2 separate regions of the Homo sapiens genome follow, and region 2 is linked to region 1. A link is a loop called in an ENCODE intact Hi-C map of the cell type or tissue named here. Cell type or tissue: CD14-positive monocyte. All regions are shown on one strand. Links, peaks and the distances in the headings refer to the core of each region. The heading gives the core; the rest is flanking DNA.

Evidence for each region. Peaks named below come from ENCODE experiments on the same cell type or tissue, not always from the same donor. Only the 100,000 strongest peaks of a DNase experiment are listed, where the experiment ranks them.
Region 2: it touches region 1 in a loop (4-fold over the local background); 1 of 110 quality-filtered maps calls a loop at or near these places.

Annotation. Positions count from the first base shown.
Region 1 is chr4:38,521,899-38,527,275 of GRCh38, forward strand. It overlaps LINC01258 (long intergenic non-protein coding RNA 1258), which reads right to left and starts at 1,282. Exons shown (of 8, transcript NR_110951.1): 1 at 1,205-1,282. RefSeq lists an enhancer at 2,456-2,505. In CD14-positive monocyte, for the core only: no CTCF peak of the experiment used is centred there; DNase peaks (open chromatin) are centred at 1,323, 1,823 and 2,243; H3K4me3 peaks cover 2,304 bases; H3K27ac peaks cover 2,965 bases.
Region 2 is chr4:38,163,360-38,168,736 of GRCh38, forward strand. No RefSeq gene overlaps it. Among named protein-coding and RNA genes, the nearest start is that of LINC02513, 200 kb to the right of the region's middle. In CD14-positive monocyte, for the core only: a CTCF peak has its summit at 2,896 (motif pointing left); a DNase peak (open chromatin) is centred at 2,972; H3K4me3 peaks cover 1,214 bases; H3K27ac peaks cover 1,839 bases.

The DNA of each region.
Region 1 (5,377 bases), core at 110-5,109:
GCGGGGTGGAGGCTTGGAGTTTCTTTGAAATCCTTGCCCCACTTACACAGGGCTTCCCAGACATTGGGGTGTTATCATGGTTACATTCTGCAAGCTGCAGCCTCAAACCCTGGAAGAATGTCTGTGACAAAGCTTGCAGATAGTAAATCAGGCCACCAGGAAAGGAGATCCCCTGGATTTCGGTGTCCCAAAGGCACCAAGAAGGATAATGACCACAAGTGATGGAGAAGGGGCCAGCCGGACACGGTGGCTCACGCCTGTAATCCCAGCACTTTGGGAGGCTGAGGTGGGCAGATCACGAGGTCAGGAGATTGAGACCATCCTGGCTAACACGGTGAAACCCCATCTCTACTAAAAATACAAAAAATTAGCCAGGAGTGGTGGCAGGAACCTGTAGTACCAGCTACTTGGGAGGCTGAGGCAGGAGAATGGCATGAATCTGGGAGGCGGAGCTTGCAGTGAGCTGATATTGCACCACTGCACTCCAGCCTGGGCGACAGGCGAGATTCTGTCTCAAAAAAAAAAAAAAAAAGGGCCTCCTCTCTCATTTTTTAAGCACCACATAAGTCCCAAGGAGCGTGTTATTATAACCTTATGAAAGAGAATGGTTTCCCTAAAATGTAATTGTGATAAGATTTTTCAACCCTTAAAAGCAAAGGCTCAGACCCACAGTTAATTGAGAAATGTGACTTTTTTTTTTTTTTTATAGAGACGGGGACTTGTTATGTTGCCCAAGCTGGTCTTGAACTCCTGGCCTCTAGCAATCTTCCCACCTTGGCCTTTCAAAATGTTGGGATTATAGGAGTGAGCCAACACATCTGGCCAGAAATGTGACATTTTTGATCCAATGGTTGGGGTTCAAATTCAAGCTTGTTAAACAAATTAAGAAAATCAAAATCACCTATAACACGTCGTCTTATACCCATAACTTTCCAGAACACAGGTTGGCTCCTACAGATAATTTTACAATAGGCAGAATGCTAGCAACATTTTATGAGCTGTGGTATGCTTTCTCTAGGCTGTCTGTGATAGGTTGCCTTCATGGAGAGTCCAAAATCAAGACTGGGACAAGGGGGCTGTTGCTTAAGGCTTGAGCCAGATGTTGGATCTCCCCAGCAAGAGCATAGGTCATTTCTGGGACCTTCCCTTTCATCCTCACCAGAGTTCAACATCCACTCTGACAGGGAAAATGCAGAGGACCTACCATGAGCACATGAAATTCTGAAGCGTAACCCATCAGGCTTCTCCTCAGCCTGGCCCTCAAGACAACTAGGTCATCACTGATTCCAGATTCTCCTTATTCCAGACTCCACCCCCTGCAGTGTTCTACGTCTTCTGAAAGGGCCGGTGCAGGGCGCCCATGACTTGTCATTTTTCCTAGGTCAGCACATCCTTGTTCTCACCACTGGAAGTCAAGGCTGAAAAATCTGATTTGGTTCACCTGGCTTACTGGCACTATTTACTGGTGTGCACAGCAGATTTGATTTATGATAAGTCTGTTGAAAATGTCACTTTGGGGCTTTGAGGTGTGGTGGGGGTCGGGGGTGGATGCTGCATTTTGTTTTGGAAAAGAGGGCAGGACTTTTGCCTATGCTTTTCAAATAGGAGGAAAAATTAAGTTCACGGTTTGATTCCTAAAGAATCAAAAAGTGGAGCTAGATAAAAATCATACCAATAGGCAATTGGGAGATCCCAAGCCTTTTTCTTTTCCAGGAGAAACTTGAGTTTGAGTTTTCAAAATGAACGAAATATTTCCAAGGAAGTAAAAGTGGGCCTCCTTTGCCGGCCATCCCTCTTCCCCCATACCCTCTTCCTCTTTTCTCCTCCCTTCCTTCCCCTTTTCTTTTTTCATCTGCCCTTCAGTCACCATCTGTACTACTGTAGGAAATGGGAAAAAGACCTACGCTAAATCAGCATCCTACTCTACCTCTTACAAAGTCAGGAAAATATCTTTTTAAAAAAATGTTTGAAATTAATGCGCACCTATCCAGATCTCTGTTTGAACAAGGGCTGTCATTTCTGATAAAGGCACGGTTTTCCGAGATCGTGGAGAGCCCAAGTGTGGAGCTTTAAGAACCCTGACAACCACCAGTCTTGTTTCGGGTCATGAGTGCACCATTGGTTACCCTGATGTTGAGTCAGCATTCTCCAGACCACATAAAGGTCAGGTCTATCTTCACAAAGTGAAAGTGCTGAATTATATCGAAACCATAGAAAAAAAAATAAGCCAACCCTGCCTCGAGTCTCTAAGTCTCTGCTCCGACAGTTTTGTTTTTATCTGGAATTACAGTAAACTCATTTCGGCATGGTTGCGGCATGTGGTATTCTGAGTAACTGACTCTTCTACCTAATTGCAAGTTGCCACATACTCTCTACAGCCCTTCTTCCTTTCCCTGCGCCAGCTCCTCTGTCAGTTTCACCCGCTTGGCTGGGTCCAGACTTGTCTCCTTTTCTAGGTGGGGCAATAGATCAGTGGCCTGGGATACACCATGGTAGGTGGGACTTCAGAATTCAGGCACAGGCCAGGCGCACTGGCTTACACTTATAATTCCAGCACTTTGGGAGGCCAAGGCTGGCAGATCACTTGAGGTCAGGAGTTCAAGACCAGCCTGGCCAACATGGTGATACCTCACCTTACTAAAAATTCAAAAATTAGCTGGGCGTGGTGGCGGGTGCCTGTAATCCCAGCTACTCAAAAGGCTGAGGCAGGAGAATCGCTTGACTCCAGGAGGCGGTGGTTGCAGTAAGCCAAGATCGTGCCACTGCACTCCAGCCTGGGTGACAGGTCAACTCTGTCTCAAAAAAAAAAAAGAAGAGTTTAGGCACAAAGTCAACCAGAGTTGGACTGTGTGCATCCTGGGAGTCCTGGAGCCCCTTGGGGAACTCCTGCCCACCCTGTGTTGGGGGCAAAGAGTCAGGAAGGTTTGTGCTCAGATTCTGCCTCTGCTATGGCCTCTGATTACTCTGTGACCGCTGGCAAATTGTGACCTTACCTGTAAAGTGGGGACACTAATACCCCCTCACAGGACTGTTGAAAGAACTGGAGATGATGCATGTAAAATCATTTGGCACAGAGTAGGTGATCAGTGAATGTTGGTTCTTTTCTTGTGTCCTCATCCCCCACATCACAGCCTGCTCAATAATCCGGAGCCATGTCCCAATCTCTCTTCCTCCTTCTAGGATGGTCTCTCCCCGCCTTGGTGCCTATCTCCTCTGAAGGAGGGTGAGCTTCTCCTCCCACTGGGCTGTACAGCTCACCTGGCTGCACTGGCTGCTGAGCTTGGGGCCACAGATTAGTATCCTGGCTGGTTCCCAATGGCTGAATTACACTCACTAATGCCAATTGGTGCCGATGCTGGTCTTAACTTTGCCTGAGTATGCACTGTCCTTTGACCACTATGCCTCAGGCCACCGGGCCTCCTTCCCCAGCCTGGCCTCTGCAGCCCGAGCAGAGCCTCAGGTCACTCCCCATGCTCAGAGGAGCCCCGCATCTCATCTCCCTCGCTCCCTGCCCACCCACCTCCCTGCTGCAGTTCCTGCCTTTGTGCCAAGACCTGCTCCCGTTATGTCACGTGCCCTCCATGGATGGCTAATTTGCAAAGAATCAAAACTCAGAAAACGCATTTATAACTTAACCATATTGAGTCTAACTGTCTCTTTGATCATTTCAAAGGCAACTCAGGACCTTAAAAAGCCTCAGAATTGGCTTCCTAAGCACCAAGCCTTCTGGAAAATGGAAAATACAGGAGTAGGTTTAGGAGAATAATCTGAATGGTACTGGTCCCAAGACACCCCTGAAAATTAGGTGACTTTAAGCAAATTGCTTAATGTCTCTAAGCCTCAGTTTTCTTATCTGAAAGGAAGACAATTATACTTGACTCATGAGGTCTAAGGATCATGTAAATAAAAGGACTTGGTTAATTTTAAAATTCCTGATCTCAGCTTGATGTTTCTATTTTCATAAAAGCAGGGATTTGGGCTTCTTTAGCTGTTTAGACCTTGAGGGGGGAAAAAGGGTTACCTAATTATAATTTCACTATAATATTCCGTTCACGGTCCGGCTCTCTGAACAGACTATTAGCTCCTTGAGGCCAGGTATTGTGCTGGCTACTCTATAACCAGTTAGCACCAGCTGAATGTCCAGCTCAAAGCAGGCACTCAATGAACATTCACTGGATACGTGACTTCACCATGTACGTCACTGTCCTGGCCAAGCCTGGTGATCATGTCTCTATCATATTCTATCTGCAGGAAGAATCCTGTCAGCCTGGCAGAAGGTACATCAAGTGAGGAGAATTACTCCCCTCCCCTACTTCCTACTGCCAATCCCACCAAGACATGGTGAGGACATCCCAGCAAATGCACAGGAGGTCAATAAAATACAAGGAGCTCCCTGATGCCTTCTGGTGCTACTGCCCACAGGGCACTGTGAACTGGGCCAGCTGGGCTTAGGCCATGCAGAATGGCCAGCTGAGGGCAGAGACAGCCTTTCTCCCACCAGTCAGGCAGCTTCTACCACTTGACCTTCCCTATTCCTCCAGGAGGCTTTCTAAAAGACAACTGGTGAAAACGAGGCCTTCATTCACTCCTTCCTTGCTTCATTCATTCTACAAACATGAATTGGACACCTATTATGTCCCAGTGACTGTGTTAGATGTTGAAGAGGCAGAGTCCAGGCCCGCAAAGAACCCTGGGACTCCTGAGGGAAACAAACAAGGAAATAGACAATGACAATACAGTGTAATGAGAGCCAGGGCAGAAGCAAGCACGTGATGTGGGAGCACACAGGTGTCTCCATGCTTGATCTTGCAGAACGTGGGGTGGAGGGTGCCGCTCCAGAGAGCTCTGGGTAGGGTGGAATTTAACCTCTTGAAGGATGAGAGGGATTAGGTAGGGAAATCAAGGAAGTGTGGAAAGTGAAGGGAGAGTGTTCAGTAGGACACACAGACAAAGATAACAGCATGTACAAGAAAGAATGGGTTCAGGAGGCCGGGCACAGTGGCTCACACCTGTAATCCCAGCACTTTGGGAGGCCGAGGTGGGCAGATCACGAGGTCAGGAGATCGAGACCATCCTGGCTAACACGGTGAAACCGCATCTCTTCTAAAAAAAATACAAAAAAATTAGCCAGGCATGGTGGTGGGCACCTGTAGTCCCAGCTACTTGGGAGGCTGAGGCAGGAGAATGGCGTGAGCCCGGGAGGCGGAGCTTGCAGTGAGCCAAGATCATGCCACTGCACTGCAGCGTGGGTGACAGAACGAGACTGTGTCTCAAAAATAATAATAATAATAATAATAATGGCTTCAGGAATTGGCAAATGGGGACTTGGTGAGGATAAATCCAGAGGATGAGATCAGGATGTGGGTTTCCACATGCC
Region 2 (5,377 bases), core at 218-5,217, 360 kb before region 1:
GTTGGCCAGGCTGGTCTCAAACTCCTGACCTTGTGATTCACCTGTCTCGGCCTCCCAAGGTGCTGTGATTACAGGTGTGAGCCATGGTGCCCAGCCCCAAGGTTCCTTTTCACAGTAAAAGTCCATGATTTAAGAAATAATTCTAGGATAAAGAAATGCGTGTAGGCTTGGGGATAGGAGGGGAAAGGCTAGTTAGGATGTGGGGTTCAAGGATTTAAGTAATCCTTAAAGGTCCTAAGCATCCTTCAATATTGAACAAACTTAAATATGGATCTAAAATGCCTTGGAATCTAGGGCTTTGTCAATTGCTTCTTTCACAACTCTAATGAGAAATCTCATTAAAAAGAGAGGTTTCAGTCCATGGTTTTGAGAAACTTAAAAACATTTGTCTGCCTGACTCATTAACTCCACTACCAGAAATAGATTCTAAGAAATAATCAGAAGCTTACACAAAGGTTTGTGTATAAGACAGTGAGTCACCATGATCTTTAGAGTAGTAAAAGGTAGAAACAACTCCCTTTGTTCCATCTCTGCTCACACGACACCTCCTTAGAGAGGGTCTTGACCTGGACAAATAAAGTGGCCCCTGTCTTCTTACCATGCCTTTATTTGTTATGTCATAAGACGATCACCATGTGATGAAGTATATATTTATTTGTTAATGTGTTTGCTTTCTTTCTCACAACTAGGATGTCAGCCCCATGAGAGCAGTAGGGGAAGATCCAAGTTTTGTGTGACCCGAAGCACATATAAATCTGAGGCCTGTTTTAAGAAAAACAATTTTTAAAAAAGAATATAAAATTAGACATGAGAATGAACACTGATTTAGAAAGGGAAGAAAAGGTCTGTCATTCATTAGCCTTGTGGTGATTCTGCCATAGAGGGGCAAAGGCTTGGTCTGTCTTTTTCACAGCTACATCCTGATGACCTGAAACAGTACCTGGCACATAGTAGGTGCTCAAGAAATACTTGTGGAAAGAAAGAGTGCCCAAAAAGAGAGAACTGGTTAAATAAACGAGCAAAAGAGGAGGAGAGAGCCTATATAATTTGACCTCAAACACAATAAGCAACTGAAAGAACTGGATTTGAACACAGATCTGTTCTCTCCTTCTTTTTGAGTTTGTGACTACCCAGCCAAACTCCGTTCCCAGCCTCCCTTGCAGCTAGGTGTGCCCATGTGATGAAATTCTTGCAAGTTAAATGTGACCGGAAATGATGATGCCACTTCTTGGCCTCAGTCTTAAGACCATGGGTATGCTTCCTCTCCATGCTGGATACAATTTGGATGTGGTGATGACTTAGTTGGACAAGATTCTGAGGGGGATGGTAAAGCAATACATTGGAAAGAACCAGTCTTCCTGAAGGTAAAGGACAGAGTTTCCTCCCTGACCTGCATAGTTCACATCAGGATTGTGATGTGACAGAGAAATAATCTTTATTGTTCTCTAAGTCATGGTATTTTGGGCTCTTTGTTACAGCAGCTTAGCCTTGTGCCAATAGTTTTTGTTTGTTTGTTTGTTTTTTGAGACAAGGTCTCACTCTGTCACCCAGGCTGGAGTGCAGTGGTATGATCTTGGCTCACTGCAACCTCCACCTTATGGGTTCAAGCAATTCTTCTGCCTCAGCCTCCAGAGTGGCTGGGATGATAGGGATGTGCCACCATGCCCTGGGTAATTTTTCTATTTTTGGTAGAGACAAGGTTTTGCCGTGTTGGCCAGGCTGGTCTCAAACTCCTGGCCTCAAGTGATCGGCCCTCCTTGGCCTCCCAAAGTGCTGGGATTACAGGTGTGAGCCACCGCCCCCAGTCTACAGTTTCTTTTTCCCAAATTAAAAGTTGTATTTATTTCATATTAGTCTACTTATTTTTATTTATCTATTTTTATAAATTGACAAATGATAATGAATACAGTTTTTCTACTCAGGCCTTTTGCAGTGCATTCTACTGCCTTCTAGCAACACTGCTAGAAATAGGGCGAGTGAGTTATTTACCGTCAGGCCTGAGAGATGCTGTGTGGTTTTCTCCTGGCTGTTCCCAATGCTTCTCTTCCCTGGTAATATGAACAATGGCTGTGAGTCTGGTACTGTGCTAAATGCTTTCCATGAAATAATTTACTCAATCCTTACCTTTTGAGTAGATAGTTGTATTATCTCCACTTTACAATGAACAAACTGAGGCACAGAAAGTGTAAGCAACCCACCTAAGTAAGTGTGAGGGCTGGGATGTGGACACGGGAAGGCTGGTCCCATAACTGACTTTCCCGGTCACCATGCTCTGTTCTTCTTGTCTTGCTTCTTCTGCTCCCTTCCTCTCTTGCAGATCCCTTCAACTCCCCTCCATCATGAATAGGCCAATAGGGGCACCCAATGGCTATAAATAAAAAGAGGTTCCTGCCTCTCTCTGTCAATTGTTCCACATTTATGTCTATTTGGTGTCTTCATGGGATATTAAGGACTCTGGCATTTGATGAATGTCCTTCGGTACCAATCAGTCCAGCATCTCTTTGGGCACACTGGGCACACTGGAGAGAGCCCTGGACTGGGAGCCAGTAGTCTAGTTTCCAGATCTGGCTCTGCCACAGGTGTGCATGTGTCCTTGACCATGGTACTCCCATCTGTCAGTGCAGGGATGGATGATGACCTCTAGGATTCCTCATAGCCCTAAAGTCTGTGATATAATTCTTTCCTTCCTCAGCCTGGTATCTGTCCTTTGGCACTGCTGGCCTGCCTTTCCCCAGGAAGCCCATGGGCAGGAATCAGCTCCCTCTTTAGAGCCTGAGAGGAGCATTATGTGGTCTTGCCGATTTTGACAGGCAAAAGGAGAAGGTGAGGAAAGTCAGGCTCTCTGGTCTCCTAGTTGGTGCTGCCATCCGCAGGCTTAAATGTCTCCCTGAAATGCAGATGGAAATGAAGCAAGGTGAAAGGGTAAGCGTAGGAGCAGAGCAACTTCTAGGCTTAAAGAGGAACTTGAACCCAACTGACTCACGAGGGAAGTGGTTGTTGACCTCGAATCCTAGTTGACTTGCAAGTTGGTAGCTTGTCTTTTGAGAGACTTAGATGAATTTAGTTCCCGTGCCCATGAACTTCTGTCATTCATGGCAAAAAGAGGTAGCCTCCAAAAGAGCGATTGAACAAGAAGAATTTGGGGATGCATGAATGAATAAATGAAGGATATGGCAATTCTTTTTCTGTGAATGCCTTGGGCAATCAGACAGAAAAGATACTTAGCTCTCCAGGATGGCTTAGATGGATCTCCTCAACGCCACTCCCTGTTGAACTGATTGCGCCTGAAACACGCCAGAGTACAGGGGTCTTTGGGAAGCCTTTAATCCTGGCTGTCTGCTAAACTCAAACTTTCCCTCCTTCCTGATTTTACCATAGTCTTCCTTCTATAAATTACTTGCACATGGTAGATACAGTTTCAGTTCTGGGCTAACAAAATGGCAGCCAGAAACCATTCAGTCATAAGATGAGCAGTGACAGAAAAAAACAGGGAAGAGATAAAACCTTAAGCTGTAAGCAGGGTGGGCCTCTGCCAAATAAAGATGTTTATTGCTCTTCTGCTTTCTCAACAAAATTATAAGATTGAACGCCTTGATTTATGTGGCTCAGCAGATGTTCTCAAATCTATTAGCTCCTTGCCTCCTCCGTTGAGTGGGTGGTGCAAAAATAAAATCTGCAAGGAAGAAGCTGGCAGTGACAGGAAAGGAAGTGAGGGGCCTCTGAGAGATTAGGAGCTGAGACATGACCCAGAAATAAAAGAAAAGGAGAATCTGAAGGAACAAGTCTTCACGGTTCCTGTTCAATGAACTTTTCTCTAACAAGAGACAAAATTTGCACAGCCACAAATTATTGCAATTCAGAGAGCCAAGTGTATTGAGTTGAAAACATATTTTATGTAGGGAGGTGTCTTACATTGAGGTTGTCATAACAAAATCTCATAGACTGGGTAGCTCACGGACAACAGAAATTTATTTCTTACACTTCTGGAGGCTGGGGAGTCCAAGATCAAGGCTGGCAGATTTGAGGTCTGGCTTCTTGGTTCATAGATGGCCTCTTCTTTCTGTGTCCTCACGTGATAGAAAGGGTGAGGACCTCTCTGGGATCTCTTTCATAAGAACACTAACCCCATTCATGAGGACTCTACTGTCATGATCTAATCACCACCCAAAAGCCCCACCTCCTAAGACCATCACCTTGGGGGTTAGGATTCCAACACATGAATCTGGGGGGAACACAGGCACTTAAACCGTAGCAAGAGGCATTAACAGTATTGATGGCCCAAATCTCTCACCCAAAGAAAGTTGTCCAATACATTTGAGAAAATTTTAATGACATGGGTCCCTCGATGCCACCACCTTCTCTCATTTTTCTCTTTCCCCTTCCATATTGGCCGCATGTCTATCACCCCTTCAATTCAGGCTGGCCATCCAGAACCTTCCCCACTAGATAATATCTCTACCTCAAATTAAAAACAGTCTCCTTCCTACTTGTTCAGAGCCCTGGTGTCAGGATGGTTGCGGAAGATTGTTAAACTGGCAGCACGACGTGGAGATTTCCTGGGGATTTCAATCACCCAGTTCCCCCTACCCTTCCTGACAGAGGTTAATCACGAGGGGAATGAAAACAACACACAATCTTATGAGCAACGAAGGATAGGTTGGATGGAACCCACAGAGGCCAGCTGAGATTTCAATTTCCTTACTGTAATGAAAACTGCATTTCCATTAACTGCTGCAGTAGAAATTATTTACCAATGGCCACCTGTGATATCATTGTCCCGTAGTTTATGTGGCGTGGACTGACTCTGCAAGGGGTGGCTACTGAAGCCTCTATTCATTATCCCCCTCCTTGAAGCCCGGGGGATGCTGCATGTGAGCAAAGGCAGTGCTTTTGTGTGCATGAAAAAGGAGGAGCCAATTCATAATATCATGGTGATATAAAAAATGATTCTTCTCCCATTTTTCTATGACCTTTCCTTGCTTGATTTGAATTTATGATTTTCTGCATGTGTTTCAGATGCCAGATATCACCAATAAGAATAAATAACAAACTTATTTTCCAACGAGCTATATGCCCCGCCGTGAGTTAAGTGCTTTGTATACATTATTCCACATAGTTAGAATAGCCTGGTGTGCCAGAGATTGTCCTCTAGTATCCATCCTTTTCTTCTTCCTTTGATAATATAATCCCACGTTTTTCAGCTCAGCACATGATTTCCTGCAATCGAACCATGTATCACACCAGCCGCCCTTGCAGCTATGTGTGACCATGTGGTCACTGGGATGTAAGAGTTTCGTGTGCAATTTTCGGGACATATCCTCAGCAGGAGGGAACATGCTGCCCTCCCTCTGCCTTTTAAACGCACACATCCTTTATT